Linked DNA regions of Homo sapiens: all the other regions are linked to region 1. A link is a loop called in an ENCODE intact Hi-C map of the cell type or tissue named here. Cell type or tissue: OCI-LY7. All regions are shown on one strand. Each heading gives the region's core, and the rest is flanking DNA. Links, peaks and the distances in the headings are about the cores only. Region 1 overlaps DLG2 (discs large MAGUK scaffold protein 2). Region 2 overlaps DLG2 (discs large MAGUK scaffold protein 2). Region 3 overlaps DLG2 (discs large MAGUK scaffold protein 2).

Evidence for each region. Hi-C counts contacts between places; a loop is a spot of excess contacts. Peaks named below come from ENCODE experiments on the same cell type or tissue, not always from the same donor. Only the 100,000 strongest peaks of a DNase experiment are listed, where the experiment ranks them.
Region 2: a loop joins it to region 1, with 2.5 times the contacts of the local background. A loop is called at or near these places in 1 of 110 quality-filtered maps.
Region 3: a loop joins it to region 1, with 7 times the contacts of the local background. A loop is called at or near these places in 1 of 110 quality-filtered maps.

Annotation. Positions count from the first base shown.
Region 1 is chr11:85,311,703-85,322,370 of GRCh38, forward strand. The region is part of intron 3 of DLG2 (discs large MAGUK scaffold protein 2); the gene reads right to left. Among named protein-coding and RNA genes, the nearest start is that of DLG2, 310 kb to the right of the region's middle. RefSeq lists an enhancer at 5,368-5,437. In OCI-LY7, for the core only: no CTCF peak of the experiment used is centred there; a DNase peak (open chromatin) is centred at 5,489; H3K4me3 peaks cover 1,960 bases; H3K27ac peaks cover 2,181 bases.
Region 2 is chr11:85,103,812-85,114,479 of GRCh38, forward strand. DLG2 (discs large MAGUK scaffold protein 2) reads right to left here. Exons shown (of 28, transcript NM_001142699.3): 6 at 7,850-7,924. Among named protein-coding and RNA genes, the nearest start is that of DLG2, 520 kb to the right of the region's middle. In OCI-LY7, for the core only: no CTCF peak of the experiment used is centred there; a DNase peak (open chromatin) is centred at 6,670; H3K4me3 peaks cover 2,014 bases; H3K27ac peaks cover 1,162 bases.
Region 3 is chr11:84,542,895-84,553,562 of GRCh38, forward strand. All of the region lies in intron 6 of DLG2 (discs large MAGUK scaffold protein 2), which reads right to left. It also overlaps the pseudogene HNRNPA1P72. Among named protein-coding and RNA genes, the nearest start is that of DLG2-AS2, 910 kb to the left of the region's middle. In OCI-LY7, for the core only: no CTCF peak of the experiment used is centred there; DNase peaks (open chromatin) are centred at 6,577 and 7,507; H3K4me3 peaks cover 1,153 bases; H3K27ac peaks cover 2,140 bases.

The DNA.
Region 1 (10,668 bases), core at 3,334-7,333:
CAGACTAAATTTATACCCTTTACAACATGCCCTTCAAATATTGAAGATAGCTCAGATCTTTCCAAAGTCCTATTTCACTCTACACATTCATTCACCTAGAACTTTTCAAGCATTCTTCCTTATTTTTTATTCAATAGAATTTCAAAGCCTTCTCGCCACCCTAGTCACACTCCTTGGTTGGCTCTATAGTATAAAGTATGCTGCCAAGAACCACAAAATACCAAATATCTTTATTGGTCTCTAGTTACATGTACCTAATCAACACTCACTAAACATACCATTGTTTTTCATGACTCTGTCCTGTGCTCTTTATCTCTACAAGGAATGTTCTTCTCCCTTTTCTTTATGGGCCAAACTTCTAATAATTTTTCAAAAGTCAATTATCTCTGTGTTTTAACCATACTCTGTACATTCCTCTATAGTAAAATGTGTCACACTGTATTGTCTCTATTAATTATCTCACATGTAAGATTAGGGCTTCTTAAGAAAAAACATTGTGTCTTATTCAGTTTTGTATGAATGCATATATTTATGAACCAATAATGGATAATACCTTATTTTGTTATAATACCATCCATATTACTTAGGCAGCCAATATTAAACCTATATAAGGAATTCTAAAAATGACATCTCTCAGCTTTGTAAAATTTTAACTTATTATAATTTATTATAATTTATAACCTTATAAGTATATAATTATAATTTTGTAATTATGAGTTACATGTAATATACAATTATATTTAAATTATAATTTATAAACTTACCATATTTAACATTCTTTGAGATGTTATAAATTAAATTTGATAATGATCATTGTTTTTATTGAGATATCATACATTCATGCTGAAAGCATGAAAAGATTTTCAAATTCCTAAGTCCCCAGATCCTAAAGTTTCAGTTTGACTCTGATAAACAAAATTCTGACCAGAGAAAATTCAAGGCAGATTTGTCTCCATTTACCTTTTAAAAATACTTTCACTCACCTAGGAGCTTGAAAAAGTAAATACTTTAGAGTCTAAAAAAATTCAAAATCACTCAAGATCTTGTGAAAGACTGTTTTCTGTCTATGAAGTGTGATGTCCACTTCAACTTGTTTTCCATAGAGCAAGCACTTTTATCATTAAATTGATGGATGTGGCTTTGGCAAGAAAAACATTTAGAAAAATATTGAGAAATGATGAATTTTTAAAACTACCCTCAACTTATTTAGAATTAAAACACTCTTTAGGAACTATGGCAGAGATTTCTAGTAATCACCAAAACCCTTTTGGATATACATCTAGGTCAAACTTCCTGGTCTCCCTTGCATTTGGCTGTGGCTATATAACTGAATTATGGCTTTTGAGACGAGACCATACATGATGTGTGTCACATCTAGACCTGACCAATAAAAACTTCTCACAGGTTCAGGGAAGTCATATTTAGAAAGAAAAAAATAAATTTTTAAAAAAGGGGAAAAAACCTTTTTACAGGTGATCCCCCTTCCTCTTTTAACTCTTTTGGCTAGCTAGAATGGAAATGATCCAAAGAGTGACCTTCAGAGCCCCTTGACCTACTTGTTGAAGATGGCAAAGTCATAAGATGAAAAACATTAAAGTTCTTGAATTAATGCTAAAGGGAAAACTACCTAACCATGTACAGTCACATTAGATTTTGACATAAACAAGAAATAAATCCTTATTGTGTATAGCCACTGAGATTTTGGGATTTATCTGTTATAGTAGCTAATGTTAACAAATACAAGGATAGATCAACTTACACAGATTCCCAGCAAATGAAAACATCTCCACATCTCTTCATGGACATTTAAGTACATTAATAAACTACAATAATGTAACATAGTCTATATCCAATAGTCAAAGTGTTTACAATTGTTTTTCATGTAAAAGCATCTCCACAGAGGTGCTGCATGGAGAAAACTATTTAAAAACTTACAAATGCCATTACATAACTAATATTTAAATGTGAATGAACCTATTTATTCATAATTGAAAACCACAGCATCATTGAAGGTAAAATAATTTACTTCTTGGTTTTTGTTTCCTAATATGTAAAAGTTTATGTATCTCTCTTTTTTTTTATTCAGCAGTTAAAAACTCTTGAGCAATAACTGCACTCCTACTGAGATAATACCTTCCTGCAAATATATATGACCTCAATTGCAAAACTCATTGGGTCTCTCCAAAGTAATTTAAAAATCAATCTGATCTGTAACAAGAAGTCAATAGAATTCCTGAAAAATTTACATAACACAACTCCCTCTGTGTTTAAAATTTCACAGCAAAAGTTGTATATAAGGAAGAGCTTTACAGAAAGCTTAAGCAATGGCCCCAAAATGAAACAAAAAGTAAAGAACAATTAGACTGCTTCTAAATTTTAGTGGACTGATGTTATTATATTTATTCAAGGAACATTTATTGAGAACATACAATATGCCAAGCTCTGTGCTAAGCAACATGACAGCTACAAAACTGGCTCCTGATTTTCTGGATAGTATAGGAGATAAAAACACAAAGTAATTAACTGTTTCCTTTTGGTATTCTGAACTCTAAAATATTTCTGTCTAACACGATAGAAAAATAAAGCAAATCCCAAGCTCACTCCTAATAAAATATCTTTTAAAAATATCAATAACTGTGGATAGGGTTAGATGTTATCTGAAAGGAAAAACAGGTCAGCTAGGAAAAGATTCAAAAATAGAGAGGATCATATAAATATATCTATATGTATATATATTGACATATATACTCATATACAAACATACATATATATTATACATGCACACACATATACATATAATATATATACATCCTAATTTTGTCAAATTTCAGATGATAGTGGTGTGTCTTAGCTCCAGTGTCCTATAAGTAGAGCCTGAGGCAAATTAAATTTCTGGTACTTTATTTTGGGGGGTGAAAGTCCTTTATTTAGGAGGAGCAATAAGAGAAATACTACAGAAGAAAATGAGCAAAGAAACGTGCAAAGCAATGTAGTATAATGCATAATTGCATTGGCTTTATGAAAAGCCATGAATTGCCCTACCAGCTCTCTCAGCACAGGATACTTCTTTGGAAGGCTTTCAAGGAGAAACTATACTGTGGGACAGTTCACAGAGGGGAGAAAGGAGAGATACATTGTCAGCCTGGTAGTGTACCTCAATCTTCCATTTCACCTTCATACAGAACCAGTTCCCCCATACTTCAGTGTTGTGTCGTCCAGCCCACCAATGGTTATTTCACAAGCCAGATTTCACAGGCTCTGTGTCATTTCATCTAAGCCTGGAAAGTGAGAGGCAACTCAGGGTACATGAGGTTGGCATGAGAGAATTATGAGCTATCTAGGCCTGTGCCTCTGATCTTTGAGGGTTGTTGGGAGGGATTAGAGCACATATAAAAAACGCCTGTCATAAAATAAGATTCCAGCCTGGAAAAGATAGTTAAGGAATTAAGTAACAGCACCAGCACCAAAACAAGTCCCTGGCAGGTTCATCACTGAGCTCACAGCTTCCCCATGTGCTTTTTACCTCAAGAAGTGTCCCAGGCTAGCATTATTGCTTCTGGCTATTCCACTATCTTGTCCTGTCTTAGCATGAGCCAACTTTAACTCCATCCAATCCTGTCTTGCCATCCTGTTTTTCCTAGCAGAATCTTCAATAAGGTTGATAAACAACCACTCCAGCTGCAAGGACTCCCTGCATACCATTAGTTCTGATATGGTATCATAAAAGGCTCAGTTCTGCTAACAAGTCCTCTTCCACCAGAGGACTCAGCAGTGGGATAACCCTGGAGTCATCACCTGGTGTAAGACTGCTCTACAACATGCTACTATGTATTTCTGGATTGCTGTGCATGCATCACACTGATATCGAACATCTTCCAATGCAGGGAGCAACAGTGAACATCATATATCAGGACACACCAAAGATGTTGGTACCTCAACCCAAGATAGAGACAGGACACCTGTTAAGGCAGCTCTCATGCTTCTTTAAAACCAAAATTGTTTTCTCAAACTGCCTATTCTATAGCTGTCCTATTGGGGTGCTAATTCTCTAACGCTCAGTCCACACAGGAGTGAGGCCACCTTGTTTCTTATTTCCTCCCAGGAGGCTGTGTAGGATATTTAAAAACTGCCTCTTCACCTCTCTCAATCAGAGGAGCAGTTTCAGATCTGGAAAAATACAAGGATTTCCCTGTCTCCTCTGCTCTGGAAAAAATAAAATGTCCCCCAATCACAGGGTGAAAGGTTCTCCCTCACCTGAATTATCTGCCAATGCCCAGCTGTGTCCCTCCCCTCTCTGAGGACGATTTGACCCCAATTCATAACAGGAAAAACTTTTAAATAAACTAAAGGGTTGAATTACTGTTCACCACTTATTACATTAGCTGGGCTTGAGCACAGCTCGAACAGGTCAAACAGAAGATTTTTTTTTTTAAAGAATGTGAATCCAGTCAGATTCATCTGCAAATAGATCAAATAAACTACTACTATTTAACAGATCACTGTTTCTTATTAGCTGAAACTTTGTTCTAAAATGACTATTCTCAATGTCGCTAGTGTAATTAATTTAAAATGCTACTTCGATTTATAAATAACTCTCATAAACTAGAAAGACATATTTCTATAATCTAAACACCGATTTAAGCTATCCTGATGTTTAGTTATTTGAGCATGAGATGGACAGAAAGACAAGACTTATATTTTTAAATATCTGGTACTATCTCCTACCAAGTGGGAGCCATATTGGGATTAATATATTACCTCAAAATCTCAAAGGGACATCATTATGGAGCAAGGTGGGTTACAGGTAGCAGGAAAGAAGGGGAATAAATGAATACTATAGATGATGCAGCAGAATAAAGAAGGAAGAATGTGTCTTCTTTCTTGTGCCTATTTGCTGCTCTTAGCCAATGCCTCTCATGTACAAAAGCTAAAGATAGGATACAACTGGGTATTTGAAGAGAGTGACCAGGACAAACTCAACCCTATCTGTATACAGGGCTTCCCTATTTTATTCACATAAAAATAGAAAATCTTCTTTGGCAGAAGAAAAAAAACAGGTAAAATACAACTGGGTTTTATTATTTCAAAAAAATTGGGATATTTTCTTTGTCCCAGGGACTAGGCAAGGCACTAAGGATAAAATGGTAAATAAAAGTACGGTCCCCACCATCCTAGAATCTACAGTCTTATGGGAGACACAAAACTTATCAAATACATACTTAAATAAATCAAAACTGTAGTAAAAGCAATGTAAAAAAGATACAACATAGCACAACTGGGGAACATGACCTGTTCTGAAGTGTCAGAAATGGCTTCCTTGTTCCCAGTTTTGATCCAAAGTATGAATATCAACTTTGAAGGTAAAAGGGGGCAGAAGTGGAAAAGTAAATACAGAAGCATTGTATTCCAGGCAAGTAAACATCTTGTGTAAAAGCTCTGACGCAGGAAGCAACATAATTTGTTTGAGGATCTGAGAGAAAGCCAGTGTGGCGTGACAACAACTAAAAGAGGATGTGGTAAAGCTGCAGACATAGACGGGGCTCCATTTTAGTCTTTATTTAAAAATAATGTAAGGCCACTGAAAGGGTTCAATATTAATCCTTTATTCTAACTAAAGCTACCGAGAAACTAACATGCCAACTTCTCCAGCTACAAACGGAAGGAATCATCACTCTGAAGGCAGCCTCATGATATAATTTTATGCTCCAAAAACATTAATTTGCCCAGTATGTAGCAGGCCCTAACCTAGAAAGAAATGAGTAAAAGAAAATTAAAGAATATGCTGTCTAATGTTTTATGGTCTGATGGTAGAGACAGGGTCTTACTGGAAGAAAATACAGGAAGCACTAAAATAGTGGTATGTGCTGGATGCTATGAGAATAGTCTTTTGTTCCTTCCTCCAAGGAAAGAATTGAGCATTTAGGAGGACCCCATTAAGTTCCCCCCAGTTTTAGGGACTGAACAAAATAATAAGTAAATAAACTACAGTATAGGTGCTCAATGATGAGAACACATGAACACATAGAAGGGAGCAAGATACACTGGGGCCTATTGGAGGATGAAGGGTAGGAGGAGGGAAAGGATGGAGAAAAATAACTAATGAGTACTAGGCTTAATACCTGAGTAATGAAATATCTATATAACAATCCCCATGACACAATTTTACCTATGTAACATATCTGCATATGTACCCTGAACCTAAAAAAAAAATAGCACCCAATTTAGGATATATTTCATGTAAGTGTGCACATCTGTGTGTCTGTTCCACAATACTCATAATCAGGAGGTAGCACACATCTGAGGATAATTTTATGAACCAATTTAATTACATTTCCATGCCAATCCATCACAATTTTTTTCTTGTTCTTATTTACCCTTCTCCTCTAGTATCCAAAGTCAAAAAAAAGTAGAAGCAGTATTTAATCTGAGTGGATTATCAATAACTTGTCAAATTTATAAAATGTAGTTTTAAGACCAGCTGCATGTGAAATAAGCCAGCATATTGGCATCCCTAAATGATCACTGAATCAGAGAATTAATTCTTCCCACACTAAATGGACTTCTGGCAAAGTAAAAGTCTACTACAATTTTCCAATGTGGCCAAATCCTTCTCCAGAAATTGCACTTTGAGAACTAGAGGCTCCTGATCAATGTTTATCAAGTTCTAACAAAACAGAATAAAGCAGCAGAAACCCAGTAGACTCATGATATAAATAGTTGACAACATTAATGAGTAGAAAAAAAAGGAAAGTACACTCTACGTTTTGAGGAATAAAAGTGCAAAAAAGAAACCAGGCAGCCTTATCTTGGCCAAAGCTCTCATTTTTCATCATCTTTGAGCTGATAAAATGCTTCCCAAAAGGCTTTGTAAATTCCACTTGGTTGAAATGTAAGGGAAGGGAAAGGGAAGTAAATATGAAGCCAACCGGACTAGAAAATATTAGAGAAGGAGGAATTAGGGAGGAAACAAATGAAAGAAAGATTTCTAAGAAAAAATAATTTCATTACTCAGAAGGTAAGGAAAGACCATAAGGAAACATGAAAGTTGAGCAATACTGTTGCAGCATCTTTACTTTCCACCTCTTATCACTTCCTTCCAGCAACCCTCTAAAACACTTCTGCCACTAAGGTCCACTGTTGAGGTTAAGAATCCATGACAACTATGGATTCAAGGTATCAAAGTTTGTCACATTATACAATGACTACATAACAATTTGCCACTGCTAATTTCATCCACAAATAAAGCCATCACTAACAAAAGCAACACAAGCTAAGCTTTACTATTATGTAGATGACAGTAAGTCATTTAAAACAAGAACATCTCACAAATGCCTAGTTGCATTTAAATTTTTAAATAAAAATGTTATTTTTCAAATGACTCTATCTGTAACTTCTCTGGTTCTTTTTATACATCCCTACTTCAGGATAATGTGAAGCTAAGCAATTTCTTTAAGCCCAAAATGAAACCATATAATATGCTATTTCTTAACAGTCTCAAACCACAAAGACTTATAACCTTAGAAACAATAAAAAAAATTCAAGAATGCTTTTAAATCTTTCTTTTTTCCCAAAATTAAGTTGAAAATAGTAATTTATCTTTCAAACTCATCTAAAAGTGTAAATATTAAGGTTTAACAATAGTAATCTTGGAGAGTAGTTCCAGTACATCATTAACTTTATGAAACATTTTAATAGATGCCACTTTCCTTCTGGTTTTCTCTACTGCTTTGTAATAGCATAAATATTTATTCACTAAATTCTAGAACTCTTGCTATATAAATGTTTTATGGCTATATCATATAATTTGTATAAACACTATCCTCTATATCTTGAAGAAAAGCCTCTTAATGTACAGTTTCAGCAATCTGTGTTAAATTATAAAACTCATGGTATAAAAAGATATCATCCACAAGGTAAGGTAGAGAAGAGAAATGGAACGCAGTGTCTGAATAGTTTGAAAATTTAAAGAAGAAGCAACCAGCCTGCCAAGACAGGTCACTGAGGCACCATTCCTGGAGAATGTTCAATGTGCATTAACATATTCAACACAGTATAACTTTATTTATGCTCTCTAATTCTTAAGGAGATATAAGTCTTAAAATCCTGTGTCTCTGATGACCTTCTCAATTGCAACTTAAAATCTGGAGAGCCTACACCATAAATTTTATTTCTAAGTAGTTGAGATCTTAAATTACTCCTAAGTCAAAGTTTACAGCTTGGCTATTTTAGTTTTTGTGAAAAAAATTGCAACATTTTTGGGTACTCAATCATGTTTCATTCCTTCATATCAGGTAAAGCCCATAACTGAGATGAAGGTAGAAAAATTTCTTAAACCATGCTCTTTGAGCCTCTCATATATTTTCTAGATGCCTGAACTAAGCCATGTGCTAGCAGCACATGCCATCTTATAGACTACATCCCTCAGCATCATCCTGTAGATAAGTTACCATATGCTGTGATAAAAATATTGGTGAAAGGAGTGAAAGCTCAAAGAATGAAAATTTAGAGTCATGAGCATTATTTAGGGATAGAAAGGTCCTTAGAATTCATCTAGTCCAGCAGCCTTATTTTACAAATAACAAAGCTAAAGCTCAGAGAAATTAAGCAGCTTGTCTAAATTTTCAGAGCATGTAAGTAGGGAGCTAGCTTAGGAAATCAGGTCCATCTAATTCTTGGTTCAGCACTTTTATTTGTATATTATGCAGTCTCTTAATCAAAAAGAGGCATTTAATCATTCAAAAAAATGTACTGACAGGCACAGGAATTACAGAAGAGAATGAAAAAAGAGATGGTATTCCTAGTCTAATAAAGCTCACATTCAAGTGTGAGGAAAAAATATAAAATTATATACACAAAATAAATATATGATATATGTCAGGTAGTGACAAGTGCTCTGGAGAAAAATTCAAGAGGTGAAAGGGATGAACAGTGAGAAAGATTACTTTATATCAAATAGTCAGTAAAGAGGTGAAAAGTAGACAGACACTTGAAGAAAGGATGAAGCAAGCCATGTAATTATCTAGGGATAAAGTACTGTAGGAAAAGGGAACAGAGGGTGAAAATATCTTAAGTCAGGAATGTACTATTCATGCTCAAGAATCAACAAAAAGCCACAGAGACTGGAGCAGAGTGAATGAAGGTGAATCATGACAGAAGAGGATGTTGGAAACATGGTGTGGTGGCTTATTGTTTAGACCTTTGGATTTTTTTTTTCAGTAAGGAAAATCAATGGAAGTTTTCGAATAGAGAAATTTTATGATCTAACTTCCATTTTAAAGTGTCCCTCCTTAGTCTCATGTATGGTCCAAAAAATAAAATAAAATAAAATAAAATAATCTCTCCAGCTACTGTTTAGGGAATAGGAAACTATTGAGCACTCTAGGTAAGAGATGATAGTGATTTGAATGAGGGTAATAATGGACAAAGTGATGAAAAAATATTGGATATATTTTGAAGATAGGGAGAAAGAGATTTTTGCCTATAGACTACATGAAGGCTATGAGAGAGAAAAAGTAGTTTTTTAGCCTGGGCAAGTGGAAAAATTGAGTCACTATTTATTAAGATGGAAAAGACAATGGGAGAAGTTGAGTATCAAGGGCTTAGTATTGGCTATTATAAACCTGAGATGCTTGTAAGGTATTCCAAGGTGAATATTGAGTAGTGTTTGGTTTTATGAGTTTAGAGCTTAAAAGAAAACTTATAACTAGAGATATAAATTTAGAAGTTGGAATTATATAGATTGCATTTAAGTCACAAAACTGAATAAAATAATCTAGCGAGTATGTACAGCTAGAAAATACAGACTAAGGATGATAGGGTACATAAGAGAAGCAATGAGCAAGCAAGGCTACAGGTGTGAGTCCTGGAACATTTCAATATTTAGAGATTTGGGAAAATAAACAGGAAGATCTAGGTAAGATGACTAAGAAGGAGCAGCCAGTGAAGTAGGAGGACAAGCAAAGGATTGTAGTATCCAGGAAGCCAAATAGAGTTAAATGTATCAAGGAGGAGGAAAGGATCAACTGTGACAAAAGATTCTGATAAGTCAAGGAGGATGAGGTCTAATCAATGTTTAGTCATTGATAACACTGACAGGATCTTCGCAGGACAGGTTTAGTGACGTGGTCAGCAAGAAGAGTAAGTTCAAGAGAGAATTAGAGGAAAAGAGATGCAGACAGTAAGTGTGTATAAATTTGTTGAGTCTGGAGTAAATGGGAGCAGAGAAATGGGGCAGTTCCGAGAGAAAAAAGGGATCGATGTTATATTAAGGCTATAAGAATCAACCAGGAAATGTGTGGCAGCAGTTCCCTATTTCCTATTACATTTTACTTCATTATATTCAGTAATATTCTCCTCTACTCCACTTTTATACCTACTCTCCAAACCTTATCATCACTCCAAAGTGCCCTACTATATCATAAATAGATACACTCCACCTTCTGGTCACCATATCCTTTTCTCACCTCATCTGTACTTTGACTCCAGTGGTACCTCCAGTGTACTGATTCCTCTACATCACCGCCACCCATAAGCCCCTTTCCGTGTAAATTTTCCTATCCATTCAGCTTATATTCCTTGGTCCATCACTTCAGTCACTCTCTCATTAAGATTCTAAACTCCTTTCCTCTATGGTCATTCCACTGAGTACAGGAAATCCTCAATCTTGGA
Region 2 (10,668 bases), core at 4,450-8,449, 210 kb before region 1:
GATCACATATCTGATAAGGGACTAATATCCAGAACATGTAAAGAACTCTTACAACTCAATAATAAAAAGACAAAAGCATTAAAAATCGGTATAGGATCTTAATAGACATTTTAACAAGAAGATAAACGGTAATAAGTACATGAAAACACGGTCACATCACTAATCAATAGATAATTCAAAATCAAAACCAAAATGAGATACTACCTCACACCTATTAGGATTGTTATAATACAAAAGATAGGTAATAACGAGTGTTTGTGAAACTGTAGAAAAATTAAAACTTTCATATATTGCTAGAAGGAATGTAAAATGGTGCAAATGTTATGGGAAACAGTTTGACAGGGACTCAAAAAGTTAAACATAGAGTTAGCATATGACCCAGAAATTTCATTCCTAGGCATATACCCAAGAGAATTGAAAATACATGTCCACACAAAAACTTGCACAAAAATATTCATAGTAGCATTATTCATAACATCAAAAAGTGGAAACAATCCAAATGTCTATCAACTGATGAATGGATAAACAAAATATGGTATACTCATACAATGAAATATTATTCAGCAAAATAATGAAGAAATAATGGATGGTACAACATGGACGAACCTTGGAAACATCAGGCTAAGTGAAAAAAGCCGGTCACAAAGGCTGCATATTACATACTTCCGCTTATAGGAAATATCTAGAAAGGGCAAATCCATAGAAACAGAAAGTAGATTAGTGGTTTGTAAGAGCTGGGAGGAGAATGGGAAATTACTGCTAATGGATGTAGAGTTTCTTTTAGGGTCATAAAAATGTCCCAGAAATGTCCCAAAATTGATTGGAGTGATAGTTGTACAACTCTGTGAAAGAACTAACATTCATTGAATTGTATACTTTAAATGGGTGAATTGTATGGTATGTGAATTATATTCCAGAGATACTGTTAAAGGATTGAAAAACAAAAAAACTGATGGAAAACAACAATAAGAGCACAAACAAAAAATCCCAAACACTCATAGGAAGAATGTCATAAAGTTTTATATTCATTCTGTGTTCTATTAGATCTTTGGCTGAATGGCAAAAAAAAAAAAAAAAAAAAAAAAAAAACAGAGAGAGAAAGGAGAAAGAGGTGGGTGAATATTGAGGTCCACAAATCAGTCAAGTTGAATAAAGAGGAAATTCTAAGGAAAATATTAAAAATTACAGAAAGAGGAAGCTGGGGACACTGAGCATAAACTTTGATGACATCAATTTTACCGTGTGCCTATCCACTATTCCTCCACTTAGTTTCTCAGATCTTGCCAGCAACCTTAGGGCTTGCATCCTCCATTTCTTTGCTCAGGGCATGCTGAATACATGTCTATGTGTTTTCTGTTTTATTTCCTGTGTAGGTTTTATGTGTGCACACTGGGAATGCCCTTTCATCTTTCCCATGAACCAATGTCCCCCTCCATAAATACTGTGGGTTCCCTTTCTGGGCATATTTCAAAGATCAGTGTAACAAAATTATTTTATATGAGTATTACCATTCCCAGCAGAGTCTTTAAAACTAGATAGGAAACTGGTGTAAGTCTAAAATACTGTAAGGGCCAGAGCTTAGGGAAAAGAGCAACATATCTATTCTATCAATCTCATCTTCTCTATACTTTCATTGATTAAGAGCCCATGACTACAGCAAAAATGAAATTAGAGGCACTCTACAGAACTCACATTTCTTAAAGTAAATCATGCCTTTTCTGAGATAATTTCCCCTCTGGATTCTTTTCCAGTCCTGTGGCTACCACCCGTATGGCCAAATGTACTCTAATCCCACTGCCCACCAATTTAAGGTCCTGTACGCTGCAATTTTCTGCAATTTTCCTAAAGCTATGATTATCTGATAATATCCTGGCTTCGATTTATAAGAGGACTGCTGATAGCATGAAAACCTTGCCCTAAAAAATAAAAATTGTATGTAGTCTTTCGAAAGACAACTCTTCAAAGCCATTCTGGGTCTAATTTCCCAGCAGCAGAATTAGTCCAGAGGGTGCTGCCTTCATAGAAGCTCTGGAAACACCCAGAGAGCAGACACAACACTATTTTATAACTGGGTTAGATGCTTCTGAGTGCCATGGTCTGTGTATTTATGTAGGGTGTATACCAAATTAGGTCACACAATGCATTCTGGGAAAAAAAGGGTTGGGAGGAACTACCAAAAAAAGAAAAAAAAAAAAACCTTTAGGACTATTGCAGAATAGCTTATGCACACTGTATTAACTGGTTTCAATTAGACTGAATGATCCTGAATGTGGGTAATGTGAGGCAGTCTGGGAGAGCATGCTGGAACAATTAACACTTCAAAAGAACATCTCCTCTGGTTTCTGTGAGAAGTGTCTGTTTTTACTGATTCCCATAAAAGAGAGAAATTACTTTCATATTCTAGAGAGACATAGTAGGAAGATGTTAAAGTGTTTTTAAATGAAAAGGAAAACCTGGCCCCACTCCTTAAAAATGGCTGTATACAAACAGAAATGAAAATGGCTGAGAATATCAATAGCGCTCATTAATATGACACTCCTATGTCATCGGTTCCTGCCAGTCATAGAACAAAAAGTTTCTTTTTCAAGAACTGCAAGATTCTGCTTTCAAAGTCTTAAAGAGTTGTATATTAACTCCTAGAACCTTTTTCCAGAAAAGGTTCTCCTACACAGGTCTAAATGAGTACCCCTGATTTACTATTGGGTTATTGTCTGTTTTTTACGCTTTTTCTCACCAATTTATCCTGTCCCATGCACTCCCTTCTGGAATGACCTATCCTTTTCTTTCTTTCCTTCTAGCACTTACTAAGCACTTAATTATGTGCCAGGTGCTATGTTAACACTTATTATGCATTATTTCATGTAAATCTCAAAATATCCTGTTGTGTACATAAACTCAGATTAGGTAAATTGTCCAAGGTCATACAGCTTACTAGTAGAAGAGTAATACTTTACTCTTTCCACTTACTAGTGGAAGAGTTAATACTTTAACACAAATTTCATTCAATTCTAAAGGGTGTACCCTTAACTATGACCAAATATTGCATCTTTTGTCTTCCAAAATCCAACTTAAGGCAACTTCCCATTTGGAAAATGTATAGTGCTTTCTATAGACCATTATTAAATAATGTGTTGCCAAGTATAATTATGATTTATTTATACACATTGTTTTCTGCTATACATTGAGAAATCCAAGGGTCAGTTAAAATACGTGTTCAGTAACTACTTCTTGAATAAGTAAATGAGAGTTGACATATTCAGAATTCAGTGCTCTAATTTATAAATGTTTATGCTATTTGAGAATTTTTCACTTATCTGCTTATAGTATTATATAGTGATAGAAACCTATAGATATAGCAATGTCTATGATAAGTTCCATAATAGCAGTCAACTTAGCTTTAAGAAACTCCTTTCCCAGCATTAATTTCCAGTAACTAAGGGGTGTGCAAATATGCAACAAAACAAAAGAATTTTTGTAGCCAAATCATGTGTATTTATACTTTGCATGTCTAATTGATAAAACCACACATTATAGCCATTTCTGAGTATACCTAATAATTAAGAATTGAGGATATTCAGAACTGGGTTTGGGGATATTCCTCAAAATGATTAAATCCATGCATGGGCCATAGCCATACTGAGTGGTTCACAAATATGCTCTAAAATGCAGCAGCCACTCAAGCTTCTTACAGTTGGTCATATCCAAAGTTCTTTAATTCCAAGCGCCAAATGCTAATTCTTAGCCTAGTTCACCCAGATTCAGAGAGCTATCATTCTTCAGCTGAGTCCTAGAAACTGTGGACATTTTCTCAATTGTTTGCAGATGGCAGAAGCTCAGGTAGCTACTGTGTTCATATTCATGGTCATACAAACCAATGAGGCATATAATCAATTTAAATTTAAAATGTAAGGGTAAGGAAGGCTATCATTCTAGTGATTAATATAGCCGCACGATAGGAGAGAAACAAACTGCCACACTTTTCACTAGGGAAGATATTTCATGTATTCAGAAAGTTTAATTATGTCCATGTTTCTAAATAATTAACGGGGAGTATAATTTCTTTTCTGCTCAAACCCCAATCTGTACATTATAGTTACTACTGAAAGGACAAGTCTTAAAAAAAAAAAAAAAAAAAAAAAAAAGCCTCTCAGCCCCATTACTACATAGGTGCCGAGGGCCAAAAAACAAACAAATAAACACACACACACACACACACATCCAGGAAGAAAGAGAACAAATAGTTAATAGAAGCCATTTTCAAGGCAATATGTAACTGGTGACAGACATTTGCAAAGCAATCTGGAGGAGCCAGAAATCAAATGATAAAAGTTCTGCACTTAAAATGAACTTGGGGCAAATGCAGACATGAAAACCAAGGCTTTTTTGCAAAATGTAATAAAGCCTAATTATGAGGATACAATCATTCCAGAGTAGAACAACAAAGAGCAAGAATAGGACAGTGGAGAAAGGAATGTAGGAGAGAATAAACTGAATTTGAAAAATATACAAGGATAATAGAGACTATCAATTTATTAGGCCTGTAAGTATGAATTAATTTATTTATAACTTTCTTCAGTCCTTGGAGAATTTATGACAGCCAAGACACTCTCTTAAGCACAAGGTGAAGATTTTCACTATTTCCTGAGAGATTATAAAATGAATATTAATACCAGAATTTCATACATATCATAGTTTTTGGTTATATAAATATATGTATGTTAATTGTAGAGTTAACCGCCCATTTTTTTTATTCTATAAGATGAATTAAGGTATTATCAAATTATTATTTCATCATTTTTTAAATATACCCAAGTGTTGTCTGCAGTCAGATATTTGAAATAGATTATAAATTATCAAAATCCCAGTGTTAGTGCTTTTTTCTGAGACTACTACTTATTACACTAGCTCTAGGGGAGACTCAGTAAACATTGCTGACTAGTAGTATTAAACTATTTTCTTTTTCCTTTTGGTTGCAAGTAAATCAAAGAACAAACCCTATCAAAAATAAATAAAACAAAATCTAAATAATTGAGAAAGAAGTAACATTGATTGTAAGTTATTGAGGCCATTTCACAGACTCCAAGAGAGTTTTGAGTACATAATACCTAAGAAGGGCAGATACAAAGCAGCTTTAGAGGTCTAAGCAACTGAGCCTCACATAACTTTTTCCAAACTGTTCTCATTCATATGATTCAAAATTGATGACTACCAGTTTGGTATATCTCCAGTACAAATTTCAAATTCCCAGGAAAAAAAAATTCAACTGGCCCTGCTGGAATCAAATGTCTTCCTCCTGGATCAGTCAGTCCTGGCCAAGGGCAGGCTCACATAATCTAAACATGACCATCGGGAGCCCACCTCTGTGGACTGGGGGTTCTCTGCAGAGAAAGCAGATCGGTATCTGCTGCACAACTCCTTCAGAAAATATGTGTTTCACTGGGAGATATAATTACTTTTATGTAAATAGCAAAGTAAATTTATGAAACCAGTAGCCCCCAGTTCTATGGCAGAAATGAAAAAGAAACATCTACTTTCTGATTCTCTCACCTGACCACAGCACTGAGAATAAGACTTTAATGCTGGCGCTCTGACTTGTGATCTTCAGGAAGAGTCTTAAATGTAGTTGTTTATTTGTTCCTAAGGTTCTACAATACAACTAGGACCTAATCTGGGATTCCCAGATCCCAAGGGGTTCAACTCCAAGGGAATAATGAAAGATGAACGATTTATAATAATTCAAAAGACAGAATCCTAATTATGCAATTTCCTTGCAACAAGACTGCACAAAGTAATAAAATGTGAAAGTTCTTATATTAATATTTTGGGCTGAAATTACCAGTGTATTAGAGGATCAGAAATTCTTATTGGTATTATACATGATTGTGTTTGATTTACATAGGATTACTGCCTTATTCATGTTTATATTTCCAGCAATTGGCATAGTACTAGACACAACTGAATGGAATTACTAAACTTTGTAGCTTGAAAACAAAATTTCTGAAAACACACGTTCTATGGTATTCTCTTAGGAGAAAAGTGTTAAAGAATGATGAAGAGGAGAAATAGAAACTACCAGCCTAAGAGGGTAAAATACCATTATTAATCCTCTTTACCAAGAAATCTGAGAGCTGTGAAATAATTTATTAAAACTTACTAAAGAGAAAAATCAACATATAGGAGATTCACATATTGAAACTTAACTCCCAGAATTTCTGCCATGTACCAGGGATTTTACTAGCTGTGGATATACTAGGACCCCAAGGAGCACATTGTCTCCATGGAGAAACAGATGTAGGAATCAGTAGTTATGAAATGATACCATCAGGGATACAATAAAAGAAGTGTTCTATTTATGAACAAATAATAGAATTATTAAAACACATCCTTTCTCAGTTCAAGATCAGCCTGTTCAACAGGGCAAAACCTCGTTATTTACCAAAAATACGAAAAAAAAAATTAGCTGGGCTTAGTGGCATGCACCTGTAATCCCAGCTACTTGGGGAGGCTGAGGCACAAGAATCACTTGAATCCAGGAGGTGGAGGCTGCAGTGAGCCAAGATCATGCCACTACACTCCAGCCTGGGCAACAGAGTAAAACTCTGTCTCAAAAATAAAAACCAAAACCAAAAACAGAAAAACCACATCCTTTCTCTATCATAAGTAGTCCCTAAGCATGCACTCTCCTCTGATCATCTGCTCAAAAATTAACATTTTTATTCTCTGAGTCTCCAGCACATCTGGGCTCCCTCTGCACTGCAGGAATACCTCCAAAATTTAGCATCACCATCTCTCCTTCACTAAAGGTGATCCCACTTTCTCCCCCCTGCCACAGATAAACAAAAACTGAGGAAAAAAGCTTAATCTCTTACACAATCTGAGTGAAAATCAGGCTCCCCCAGGCTTACTGCTAACATAGTTGTAAGACATGTTATGTCAGTCCAGTCGTATCTTTCAGCACATGGTACCTCAACAATAGATAAAGATATTTAGGAAGCTCCACATATTACTTTTCCATTGCCTACAAGGGGAGTCAAATGAGGAGAATTTCCAAAAGGTAACTTTCTAATTTTTTGTCTCCATCATACACAAATTATTTCATGACAGCTAAACTCATTTACAGTACACGTAATTCCAAGAGACACCACTGTCATTTCTATTAGGCAATCCATGTATTACAGAGTATCATACATTCAGCCACTTTCTTCACACACTTCAGAGTACAGAAGTAGTAGCATGAGTACATGAAAGGAGAAGTAGGATGTCTGGGATCTGTTCCCAGTGCTACAATTGATGCACTATTCTTACTCCCTTTGCATTGAAATCTCCCATCTGTAGCACAAGGATAATGACATAGTACCTGTTTGTTTCTAAGGCACTGGAAAATTCTCTGGTAGAAGATACTATGCAAATGCAGAGACTATTATTACACCAGGAAGACTTGAAAATTGCAAGTTGGTGTGCTCATGACTATTAAGCAGTTGACACAGTGACAAAAGAGAGAGCATCTTTCTTCAAGGCATCTAAAATCAAGTATTGCTGAATATGCAGCTATTCTGAAAAACATATGTGCAAATATATTCGTTTTAATGACCTTCCAACTCTAACTCATCAATAACCCATTTAAAGCAATCCTTTCCAAGTTATCCTGACTCCAACAAAATGCATGGAATCCCTAATCACTGATATTTTTTATAATGCAAAGCTTTCTGAAAGATTATTCTTTCTCCTTGCAAAATATTTGCTTTACTCCAGAATTTCAGAGAGCATTCTGGCTCATTCCACTAAGATTATTCCAAAATATAAAAACATTTATCCTTCAATCTGCTAATCTTGGAATAATCAAACTTACAGTACAGTGGTGGACAGGCATCCAAGCAGGGGCTTCCACTGAACAATTCTGGGCTGGGCATCTGCCTTGGTTTTGCTGCAAATAAGTAAAAATTATATTATATTCTATTTATTATGGGCCAGTATGTATATATGCTAGCTGACATGTTTATTATCAATATGTTTATTACCTTATTTATAATCATAGAGAGAGAATGCTTTGTTGGTGCAATGCTGCAGAAAACTAGGTACATAATTTCTACTCTTATCAAAGCATAAGAAATTATCCTTTTCCTTTTTTGTTACTCTAAGGACTAGGTTTCTGGCACCAGGCTGTCTCAGCATCTGGCCTTCCAGGCTTCAATACCAACCACCTGAGAACTCTTACAACCCATAGGCTGACTGTTCTCTTCCAGGCTCCTAATCAACCCTGAAACATGCTGTACTCCTGTAAGATCACATGAGTCAAGGTATAGAATGGCTGTTTATTTGTCTCTGTTTCCAGACTATAAGCTAGTGATGGTGATTCTCTCTAGAGTGTTTCATAGAACTCCAGAATGTTGGGTTGAAAGGGATAGATCTCAGAGGCCTTCTTATCACATGAAAAACTGAAGTGCAGAGAAATAAAACAATTTTCTCAAGGAGTCAGAAATTTGACATTCTAAACCATTTTCCAGGCACTTCTTTATACAAAAGAAATTTATCTCTAGTTAACCTATACTTTTGTTGTAATTCCTGTAAATTTACTTCTAATTGGCTTTTAAAAATAATACAGTGCTTTACTTTCACCAACAATACTGCTACACCCCTTTGATAATGAAAACTGATTAGTCCAAAAGGGGGGGAAAGATTTTAATAAGCCATACTTTATCTTTTATTTTTTTCATTGTATTCTCAGTGATAATATAGGCATACTTATAATATTAATAATCGCCATAAAAACCACAGCTGTGATTTACTGAACAACTAAATATGCAAGGCACTATTCTGGACACATTATATTATTACTAGTCCCCACAATAAACATAAGTAGGAGTATTATGCTCACTTTCTAGTGGAGAAAACAGAGACTTAGAGAGGTTAAGCAACTTGGCTAAAACTCAACCTACTAGACAGCAGCATCTCTGAGATTGCAGCAAGACTCTGGCTGACTCTGGTGCCCATGTATGCTCTTTCTTTTATGAGAAGTTGCCTCTGTTATTTTAGACTGTCTCTTTAATGGGAGGTAAGCCATGTCATCATCCAATCTGATTTTATCTAATGAATGATCCTAACATTTCTGATTTAACTGAATAAAATACTGAATTCAGTACTCCTATCACACTAAAATTTTTGCCTGTGATTTGTAAGCTTTTTAGAGCAACTTTATTTGGTTGATCTATTTTTAAGGCATCACTAAGCCCTAAAATGCTGTATGAGTGACTATGGATAAAGTCATCATAAAAATAAACTTATATCATCAATCTCCATGATCAATTTCTTTAAAGCAAAATATGATATGCAGCAGCAGCAGCAGAGTACAGAAGGTACACTGGTCAGATAACCACAATTTTAAGCTAATTTTGGCCATGTGCTTGCTGCCATGAAATGCTCTTGACAGTCACAACTGTGAAACAGTGTTAGTATTTTGCCTAATTCACAGATAATAGATATAGATTCTCCTCAGATCATTATCACAATTTGCAAGGAAGCTACTAATGAGAACACACAACATATTCACAAAATATGACGGGTGCATAAATAAGGTGTGTTTCAACTTCTGCGGTGCTCAGCATGGGATAAAGAAAGATGGAAATGTGTGTTTCTGTTTTGCCTTCTATTATTACCTGATTTCTGACACTAAGATCTTCTCGTACGTGTTTTAACTAAGAAAATTAACAATGATTTTACAAGGCCAGACAAATAAAAAAGACTAGTGATGACACATGTCATGTGAACATAAATTATTCTTTAATCCTATTGTATGATAAGCAAAAAACATTGAAACAGAAGTTAGAACCTTGGATTTTAGTTTAGTGTTCCCATTGATCTACCTGTGGAACTTTGGAAAACTCACTTTAACACTTTAGACCACACTTTTCTCATCTGTAAAATGAGAAAGTTTCTTGGATCCATCATTCAATGTGGAGAGAGGAAGAGCCAAATCTACCCAAAGATCTTTCCCAAACTTTATAGTTCTACCAAGAATTTAATATTTGGTTTTATCTACCAAAGTGGTATACCCTGCAGTTGAGATCATTTATCATTCTGATATACTGATGAGACATCTTTTAGGGTCTTGGGAATATGAACAGGAAATGGTTATTTCCCTGTGAGTTTCAGTGCTAGCAAAGATCCACAACCACTAGACTAGATGGTCTCAAAAGAGCCTTCCACTTAAGTGTGGTTACTGAAAATCCTAACCTCATGTTTTGTCTACCACTTCGCTCTACTTCTAAAGAAGGCAAGATCTAACATGGATCAGGGAACCTACCACAGCAGGTGGAGAAGGAAAGGGATTTAAAATTCTTTTTCCTCGAAGTCTTCATTCTCCTTCTTCAGTATCTTTTGTTTTTAACATTTAATGTGTACACTGTGGCATAACAGAGTTTGGGCCTACCTCCTACTCAAAAGAGTAGGAGGTCAGCTCCTTAGAAGCCCAGCTAGAACCAGAATAAACACTAGGGGAAAGGACACTATCATGTCTAACTCTTAGTTAATTCTTAAGCCAAAAATCAAGGGAGAACATTAGAATTCCCTCAAGGGAGAACCTAGCTCTCTAAGCAAAGATTTAAGATAGAAGTTGGTGACAAAAGGTAAAGCTTTCCCACCTTCCTTCTGTCTCATTCATCTATCCAGGAT
Region 3 (10,668 bases), core at 4,435-8,434, 770 kb before region 1:
ACACTTTGACATTTACTTTTAGGGATTTCTGCAGTCTGTACCCAGCAAATCCTTTTCTCCAGCTTCTTCCTTTTTCCATGATGCCTCAGCCTATCTATGACCTGTGTCTCATCACTTTTATATACCTACTGCATCCTCACTCCTACTCACTGCCTTCCTCTCTGGAGGGAAAACATGGGTAAAAAAGAAAACAAGAGAAGATAAAGGAATGTTCAGTGCAATGATCAGATCAATATTTATATTCATTTCTTTAATTTGAAATGAATTCTCTGAATGATATCCTGACTGGAGCACAGTTTTATTTCTGTTATTCCAATCCATTCTTTCAGAATGGTTACATATAGGTTGCAAATCTGGGGGTGGAGGTAGGTAGTTTCAGATAGGAGAAAAATGGGAGGAGGAAAGGCAAGAGAGACTACATAATTTTCCCCTTCACTTCCTCAAGGTGACCTCCTGACTTCCCAGATTAGGAAGTTCTCTCCCTGCCTCTGCACACCGCACACTGCTCCCTGCTTCATAGGCTTTCAGGGCACCCTGTCCTTATTCTTCATAAACCTTGGCACATTTTTATTTTACATTTATTTCTGTGATGATTCGCTGGATGTTTGTCTCCTCCACTGAACTAACCGTCCCCGCCCCTCTCCCCATGGGGTCAAGGGCCCCACCTGCTTGGTTTACTGCTGACCTCTAGTGCCTGCCACATAGGAGTTACTTGATAAATGTTTGTTGAATAAGTAAGTACTTTGCAGCCAGATCTATCTTCAAAATAATCACCCTTTAAAAAAACAATGACCCACAATTAGCAATATGGCTTGCCCAAAGAACCCTTGAAAGAGGAATTTTTCCAGTTTGGAGAAGAATGTAAGTAACAGCACTGATGGGAGAAATAAAAAGCTCTCCCAGGTGCTCCATTTGAATTTTTTTTAAACAAAACTCAAAAGTGAAAGGAAATACTTTCCTGCTTTTTTTCCACAAAGAACAGGACAAGCCAGGATGTTAATTAAATTACAAATCAGCTGTCTGCTTGCAGCTGACAGAGCTTTGTGTGCTTCCAAGCAACGTCAGATATTTTAAACTCTATGTAATTACCTACTATGGACTAGCTGCCAGGAAGGATGCTTCATGAATATTTAATGAATTCTAAGATCCTTTTTAAGGAACTGATGATTTAAATAACTATGGGAGAACTTACTCTAGCTCAGTGCCACCCTCCATCTGTTAACTGAAGATATTGGAAATGTAGCCTGGTAGAAATGCCATTTCTCCCCTAAAATGAGCTAGGCTCAGGATCTAGGGAAGGCTAGACTCACACAGGAGAGGTAACTGTAATTCTAAAGTTAACTGTTTAATTCTAAACAGACCTCAAGCTCTCTAAGTCAGAATGGAACCACAGACCTATGAACTGGGAAAATAACGAGTATGGAATTGCAAAATGAAATTTTGTAAGATGCCACACATTGAGGATGCTCTTTATAATTTACAAAGCACTTTCAGCAACACTGTCTTGAGTAATTCTCTCAAGAATTGGATAGATTAAACAGGTATCATCATTCTCATTTCCAAATGAGAAAACAGAGGGTCAGAGAGTTTCTAAAGTGCTAAATAAATAGTAAAGCTGTGTTTCAAACCAAAATAGTCCTCTGATTCCAAGAGGCAGCCTCACATAGTGGAAAGTGCATGAATTCTGGCATTAGACACATGATCTCAAATCTTGGTTATACTACTTGCTATCTGGGAGACATCTATCACATTGCTGGATACAACTGAGCTTTGGTTGACTGAAGTTATGAACCAGGAATTACAATATATATCTCATAGAAATACAAAGATTGAATGAGATGCTGTACTCCTGGCATACAGTGGCTGCTTGGCAAATGTAATGCTCCCTTTGGCTTGGAGTCTCAAGAACTTGGTACTCTGCAGATTTGTCGTAACAACAACAGCCACAACCAAAAAAAGTGGTCGCTAAAAGTGAATTTTTCACACAGCAAAAAGTCTTTGGTGGAATGCTCTTCACTTCCACAGAACAGAAACAATAATAACCTGTTATACAATTAGTCACAAATACAGTCCTTGAATTTTTTGTCCATACACATGAGTATTGTCTAAAACATGTTTTCTTTGTAGCAGCTAGGTGCTGCCACCACTGTGCATGGCTGAGTTCACAAATCTGTTGTAACCTGTAGCTTCCCTGTCACTTCTCTCTCTCACGCTAAGCTTTGTTTCTTTGCAGTAATTAGAATTTTTGCCACTGCCATGGCTAATGCTGCTACTGGAACCACGAGAGCCTCCTTGGTTTCATGGTTTGGCAAAGGATTGTCCTTCATCACCAGAGGGGCTGGAGCTTCTGCCTCCTAAGGTTTCTCTCCTCATGGGTCCAAAATTTGAAGACTGATTGTTGTAGCTGCCAAAATCACTGTAGCTTCCTTCACCTCTAAAACTGCTTCCATCATTTACAAATCCATTATAGCCATCCCACTGCCACCATATCCACAACCACCACGGCTGCCACCAAAGCTACTACGACCACTGAAGATTCCTCCACAATCATAGTTCATACCAAAACCACCTCCACAACCACCACCAAAGCATCCAGAACTACTTTGGCTTCTTTGGCTCAATGAAGCACTAGCCTTCTCTTGCTTTGACAGGGATGAATTTACTGAACACTCTTTGAAGTTTCCTAACTTCACAGTTGTGGCCATTCACAATATGGTACTTCAATCTTATTCATAGAGTCATGGTCCTTAAGAGTTACAAAGGCAAAATCCCTTTGCTTGCCACTGCCTCGGTCATTCATGATTTCAGTCACTTCAATTTTCCCACATTCTTCAAAGTAATGTCTTAGGTGATGTTCTTTTTTTTTTTTTTTTTTTTTTGAGAAGGAGTCTTGCTCTGTAGCCCAGGCTGGAGTGAAGTGGTGCAATCTCTGCTCACTGCAACCTCTGCCTCCTGAGTTTAAGTGATTCTTCCACCTCAGCCCCCTAAGTAGCTGGGATTACAGGTGCCCACTACCAAGCCCATATAATTTTCTTATTTTTAGTAGAGATGGGGTTTCGCCATGTTGGCCAGGCTGGTCTTGAACTTCTGATCTCAAGTGATCCATCCGCCTCGGCCTCCCGAAGTGCTGGGATTGTGAGAGTGACCCACCATGCCTGGCTCTTAGGTGATGTTCTTCAGTGTCTTCTTTAGTGCCACTCATATGGTTTGGATCTGTGTTCCCACCCAAATCTCAAGTTGAAATGTAGTCCCTACTGCTGGAGGTGGGGCCTGGTGGGAGGTGATTGGATCATAGGGGTGGTTTCTAATGGTTTAGCATCATCTCCCTGGTGCTGTCTCATGACAGAGTTCTCACGAGATCTGATTGTTTGGAAGTGTGAAGCATCTCCCCTGCCCTCTCTCTTCCTCCTGCTCTGGCCATGTCAGTCTGCTTCCTGTTTGCCTTCTGCCATGATTGAAAGTTTCCTGAGGCCTCCCCGGAAGCCCAACAGAGGCCAGCATCATGCTTCTGGCACAGACTGAAAGAACCATGAGCCAATTAAACCTCTTTTCCTCTTTTCCTTATAAATTACCCAGTCTTGGGTATTTCTTGATAGCAGTGCAACCATGAGCTGATACAGCCATCAACAAATATCTTTTTCACAGTTAAGTAGGCAACTAGTCTTTGAGAATCTCCTCTTGAGACAACTGTCTTTGGTTCCACGACTCTCTCATACCTCATGTAGCATGGCATTTAGGGCTGCATCCACCTCCTCCACAGTGGCATATGTGACAAACCCAAAGGCCCTGGAGCAATTGGTGTTTGGATATCTCATTACCACACAGTCCATGAGTGCTCCCAATTGCTCACAATGGCTCTTCAGACTCTCATGGGTTGTTTCAAACCTCAACCCTCCAATGAAGACCTTCCAGTTATTCGGGCTCTTTCAGAGACTCCGACTTAGACATGATGGCAGTAGGAAGATAGACTTTAGTGATGATTCCTCTGTGGCATCCCAGGGCCAAAAGGAGTAAGGTGACAAATGTATCTCAGTAGAATAAGTTTCTAGAACCTCAGTTTCAGAACAGCGCCTAAAAGCGCAGATTCTGGAGAGACGGCCTGCATCAATTCCTACTTTGATAACCACATGACCTTGGGCAACTTATTAAACCCTCTGAGACATGGTAATCTTATCTGCAAAACTGGAATAGCAACTACCTCACAAGATTTTTTAGAAAGCCAAGTGAGATGATGCATGGAAGGCACTTAGAAGAGTGAGTGTCTGTGATCTAGTAAGTAGTCACTTAGTAGAAGTTATGATTGTTTTACTGGAACATTAGATATGTTATTTGATTATAAAAAATTGGAAGAATAGAAAAAACTAAAGGAAAAATTTTTGCCTTTTACTGTTTTGAATTTTTCAAATTCTCTAACTGCAACTTCTCCCACTACTCCATAACACATAGACAGTTTATCAAATCTCACAGCCCTCCTAGTCTCACAAAGTACACTTTAGCCTTTCTTTACGCCATCTTAAATGCTTGAAAACCTTCTCTTTGCACTTTTGTATGCAAAAAGAATTTACTGAGCACCACTTCTATGCCAGATATTGTACCATGTGCTAGAGATGTAATAGTGAATAAAGAAGATACAGCTCATCCTTGCCCTTTGCTCTTGATGTCTTCTCTACCTCTCATAACTTTCCCAACTCTTTTTCACATACTGCTCAACCTTCAAAACTTAGTTGATAAATGATATCTTTCCAGATGCTTTCCCTAGACATCCAAATTTGGCTAAGCATTCTTATTCTGTGCTCCCATGTCTGACTCCCTGAGAATCCCTCTTTTTTCTCAAAGCATGTATGTCTCTGCCATTCTCACTGGAATGGGAAGAGTTCACAATTCATTATTGTACCAGGGGCAAATATTCTGCTTGGGACCCAGTAGGTGCTTAATAAATGCTACTAAATGGAACTACCCCTGGTAGAGATGTAAGCTCCTTAGACTCCTGTGTACTCCACCATGACTAGCACATCCTAGAAGTAGTGCATAGTCAAGAAGCCTGTCACTATTCTACAGTAGAGCTGGTTATTGAACAGTAGTACCCTGTAAGATTTTCAACAATAAAATCAAAAATTGGTTTATGTTGTGTAGCACAGGTAATAAAGTGAGTTCCTTTGAAAGTTTTCATTTAGCAGGGAGAATTGTTCCAGCTTTGGGTATGACATCCCTGACAAAGTGTATTAGCTGGTGGCTTCCTGGAGTAAAAGAGTTGACAGAAAGAAAAACAGTAACATGCAGAGAAGAACTGAGTTCCCTTCTTCCTTCTCCACTGCCAGCACTGAGTCAGAGCAGCTACGGAAGCATAACACACAAATGAGACAACGCTAAGTATTCTTTTTTTTTTAATTTTTATTTTTATTATACTTTAAGTTTTAGGGTACATGTGCACAACGTGCAGGTTTGTTACATATATGCATGTGCCATGTTGGTGTGCTGCACCCAGTAACTCATCATTTAACGTTAGGTATATCTCCCAATGCTATCCATCCCCACCCGCCCCCCACCCCACAACAGGCCCCGGTGTGTGATGTTCCCCTTCCTGTGTCCATGTGTTCTCATTGATCAATTCCCACCTATGAGTAAGAACATGCGGTGTTTGGTTTTTTGTCCTTGCGATAGTTTGCTGAGAATGATGGTTTCCAGCTTCATCCATGTCCCTACAAAGGACATGAACTCAACATTTTTATGGCTGCATAGTATTCCATGGTGTATATGTGCCACATTTTCTTAATCCCGTCTATCATTATTGGACATTTGGGTTGGTTCCAAGTCTTTGCTATTGTGAATAGTGCCACAATAAACATACGGAGACCACACTAAGTATTCTTACACGAGCCCATCTAAACCCCAGGTCAGCAGCTTGACTCACATTTGAGTGTACCAACCTCAAATAAGCCCAATAAAATAGATTAAAGTGTATGCAAGGCAGGGAAGAGGTCTGGAAGAATATACTAATATGTTGACCATGGTTATTTCTGGATGACTATTACTTTCATTTTTTGGAGCTACATATATTTCTTTGAGGAATAAAAAGAATTAGAATATGTAAAACATGATCAAGTATTTGCTTTGTTGTACTGGAGAAGGTTCAGTGTGGTATAAGTTTTGTGATAAGGAAAAATTCTCTAGTCCTGGAAAGGGTTTATCCATGTTCAGTTGAGTTAATTTTGAGAACTGGCTGAAGGATGCAAAGGAAGGGGTTTCCAGCTGACAAATGAAAGAGGGATGTGCCGGGAATAAATTTGCTGGAGAGGACCAGGCTTTAAGTCAAATTGCTTTGGTACCAAGAAATCAAAGCAATGATTTGGGAGCAAACTCAACAGTAGTTCATCCATTTGAAGCAAAACTTCAAACATGGTCTGAGTAATTTTCCAGGGATAACTGCCACTGGATTCTATTGAGCACTGTACGATCTTGTGGGCAGTCCCTGTCTGACTAATCCACCAGCTGTGCAACTGCTACAGCATCTGTGAGTGAGAATCATTCACTACTAAAAGCTAGAAACATGTTTTGCTCAGTGCACCTGGTGCCCAGAAAAGAGGAAATGTTCATTTCAGCAAAATGCTTCCTCAAGCGATGCAAATTCCCTGCAGCTCAGTTCCTGGGTTTAAATCCTGTTCCTGCACCAACCAGCAGTGCGACTTTAGGGAAGTATGAAGGCTCTCTGAAACTCAGACTCCTCATTTTAAAATTGGACTAATAATGTATGACAGTGTCACTATAGGAAATTGATGAGATAATATGCCCAAACTCTTTGGGCCAGGACCCGCCTCCTAACAGGTGCTTAGGAAATATAAGATTCTTCCTATTTCTCTTTTTTTGTTTGTTTGTTTTTGAGATGGAGTCTCGCTCTGTCACCTAGGCTGGAGTGCAGTGGCGCAATCTCAGCTCACTGCAACCTCCGCCTCCTGGGCTCACGAGATTCTCCCACCTCAGACTCCTAAGTAGCTGAGATTACAGGCTTGCACCACCACGCCTGGATAATTTTTTGTATTTTTAAGTAGAGACAGTGTTTCTCCATGTAGGCCAGGCTGGCCTCGAACTCCTGGCCTCAAGTGATCTGTCTGCTTCAAATTCCCAAAGTGCTGGGATTACAGGCATGAGTCACCACACCCAGCATTCCTATTTCTCTACCAGTGTCATGCAGTCATCTTTCCAAGTATTGTAAAACGAGCCTATACACACACACACACACACACACACACACACACACATACACACACATGCATGTATATGCTCAATTCAGCCTTATCACCATTACAGGGAACAGGCTTCCACCATGCTATTACCAGTATTGTAGAGTATTGTAGCATCCCTACAGAACAGCACAAACTTTCTGAAGGTGGTAAAATGAGCTGCTAAGGCCTTGCTGCCACTTCTCTTGATCCAGTGCCTTTTCTGTATGTGAGGCCATCTTACCCAAATTCTACTCACACCTCTAGCTAGGTCAACACTCCTACTCTTGGTATCTTCCACTTATGATGATCATCTCTGTCCAGCAGGCAGAGAAAAAAAAAGTCTCAGACACAGGTGCTGAAATTGCCTTCACTGCTCATTCAAGCTACTCTTCCTAACCATGTGAGTTTTTGGACTTCAGAACCTACCTGTGAAATTGGCACTTGCCTAGCCTTCCCATTATATTTGACTTCCAAGGATGAGATCAGTTACCCACCTGAACCTAGAATATCTCCTGGATGATCTCCAGCAGACTTTGTTCCTGGTCCTGGGACTTCCTGGGTGGTCGATTGGCATATATATCCTCTGTGACACTATAAAGACTAAAGTTCCTTCCTAGTGGGAAGCACCATTATTCATTCATCCAACAGAATGTTTATCTAGCGTGTTATATGCTAATCACTAAATTTTAAGTGCTAGAAATACAGTAGTTTAAAAAAAGCAAAAATCTGTGACTCTGTCGAAATTAAATTCTAGTTGCGTTAGGTAATCCAGCTCTTTGAGCTCCCTTTTTCCTCAACATACTTCCTGTACCAAGAAGCAGTTATGAACAGCTGTCCTTTCTATGGGAAGACACTCAGGGGTCCAGGTAGGCAACCACTGTGAATTGTCTCTGGTGGTGGTGCAAATGGGCTTGATCTATCCAGCTGCCTTTGTTTTAGAGCACCTCATAATGAGCTGGTGTCAATGGCATTGGAACATGGGAAAGTTGAAAAATAAGGCAGAAAGTGTGGCCCTATTACTAGTGTGTTCCAATCAAAGAGGTTTATTTCACAATCAGACACTTTAATAAAAATATTAATGTTTCCTCAAATAAGGTTGCTTTATAATCCATGCTTGCTTATGGTGGTTTAAATATTCTCCAAATACAATAGTGTCTAATAAAATGCCTTTTGGAAATAATAAAAGCATATTTATACTTGATCTAGATGCTTAATATGCAACTTAATGTGCAATTGTAGAATGTTATTTTGTGCTTACTATACTCTTAAGATGTAAGCCCCAAATCAAGAAAACCCAGAAAGTTTTCTAATTTTCTTGTCCTGCTGCCCTGCTGGGAACTGACAGTGTCATCTTTCAGATTACTGCCTGTGACATGACGTGCATATGTATTAATGCTTTACAAGCCTTAATTTATTTAATCCTTAAACAAACTTATGGAGTAGTTACTGTTTTATTTCCCTCATTTAACAGATGAGAAAATACAGGGAGAAAGAAATTAAATAAGTAACTTGTTCACACAACTAGTGGATAGAATGAGATTTATACCTCATTATCCTTGTAATTCCACCTTTAATTCACACACTATATTGTCTCTCAAGTATTATGCATTTCTTACTCTCTGACTCAGATGTTTCTTCTGAGTATGGTAGATACTTTGGTCCTTTGGTTTAAAAGCTAAGGTCTGTAAGCTTCCCTTTATCCTTGCTGGGCCATAGAATGCAATTGGGAGAAAGTATAAATAGAAATAACCTAGTTAATGACACTGCCATTTCTCTGGTCACCCAAATACAAAATTACACAGATGAAGATGATCCCTCAGCATCTTTCCTCTCTCATGTCTTCCAGAGTGGGGTCCATCTAACTAAATTGCCAGAACATGACTCCTAATATCAGAGTGAAGGCCAAGATGGTTTACATTAGACTGAGAGCTCCCTGATGAAAGCAGTGATACTACAGCTGTAGCTATCTCAGTAACCCCCTGGCACATAGAAGAGGTTTAGTACATTTTACCAAGTGAATGGATCTAATACAAGTTTAATGGACTCTAAATCAGCAGATATATTTGTTTTTGTTTATCTCCATTGTCCACTCCCCCATCACACCCTTGTTTCTTCTCCCTAGAATATTCCACTTGCCTTCAATTTCTCTTTCCAAACATATCTCTTGCTTCTTTCTACCCCAACACACCAACTTTCCTTTCTCTGCTTCTTCATCTTTTCCCACCACATTCCCCAAAATCTAGAATTTCACCAATCTGAATTATTTGCAACTCAGAGTAAGAGGAATGGATCACCTCCAATGTTTTGCACTTGTTACCTTCCACATGCCTTTTGCCATGTCTTTAACGTCAAAGTTCAGTTAAGATGACAATCTTTCCAGGAGCCTCCATAATTTATTCACTGCCTCCATCAGTCATCTACACCTCACCCCCAGACTGCGGTCAGAACTCATAGTTACCTGTGCACTCACAGGACATTTACTTAATCTATCATTTTTGTCTGTTTATTTAATTGTTTACTTTTTATACACTATAAGATCTTTGAATGCAAGGATTGAGTCTTGTTTATGGCTGTAGGACCTGTGCCAGGTATTCAGTGGGTCCTAATAAATGTTTGTTAAGTGAATATTAGCCACCTAGTAACTGGTTTCCTTATCTATATACTCTCCATCAACCAATTCTTTTAACTAATCACCCTCAGATACATCTTCCTTAAACACAAGTTTGGCTATATCACTCACCCCTTTAAAACCCTTCAGTAGTTTCCTCCTGCTCCAGAATAAAACGCACGCACTTTGATGTGAAATTCACAACATTCTCAATCTCTTGCTAAAGTACTATCTCTTACTGATTTTTTTCACTCATTTGCATTCCTTTCAAACTAGCTCAGCAGCTCTTTCCTGGAGCCATTTTATCTTTCTAATCTTTTCTCACCTTCCTGTCTCATGCTTTTCCTTCTGTCTTGAAATGATGCTTCCCAAATCACAGGTGAGAAATACCTTGCTCTTTTTAAGATTCTTTTCATGTCACCTTTTCCACAGTCTCTCCTAATCTATCTTATTCCCCCCAAAATGTGGTTTACCTTTGTCACTTTGTATTGTTCTTACAATAAAATTGTCCTTGAGTTTGTAATCTTTTTATTCATCCCTCATTTCACTGAGCACTTAAAATGAGTCACTGATGCACTGTAATAGACCCTGGTAATATTTAGAGAAAACGCAATGACCAGTGAGCTCTGTTTTCAGTTGATAAGACTGATAAATGTTATCAACCTAAAATGTCATAGTTAAGATGCATGCTGATTTCAGAGATACAAATATTTAAAAAGTGCATGTTAGAATCAATACAATATCAAATAAAATATCATATTCACATGCTCCCCCAGAGGTCATTTAACCTAGCTTTGGCCGTATAAAGGAGCAGTTTCTTGGAGAATAAGATATCACAGT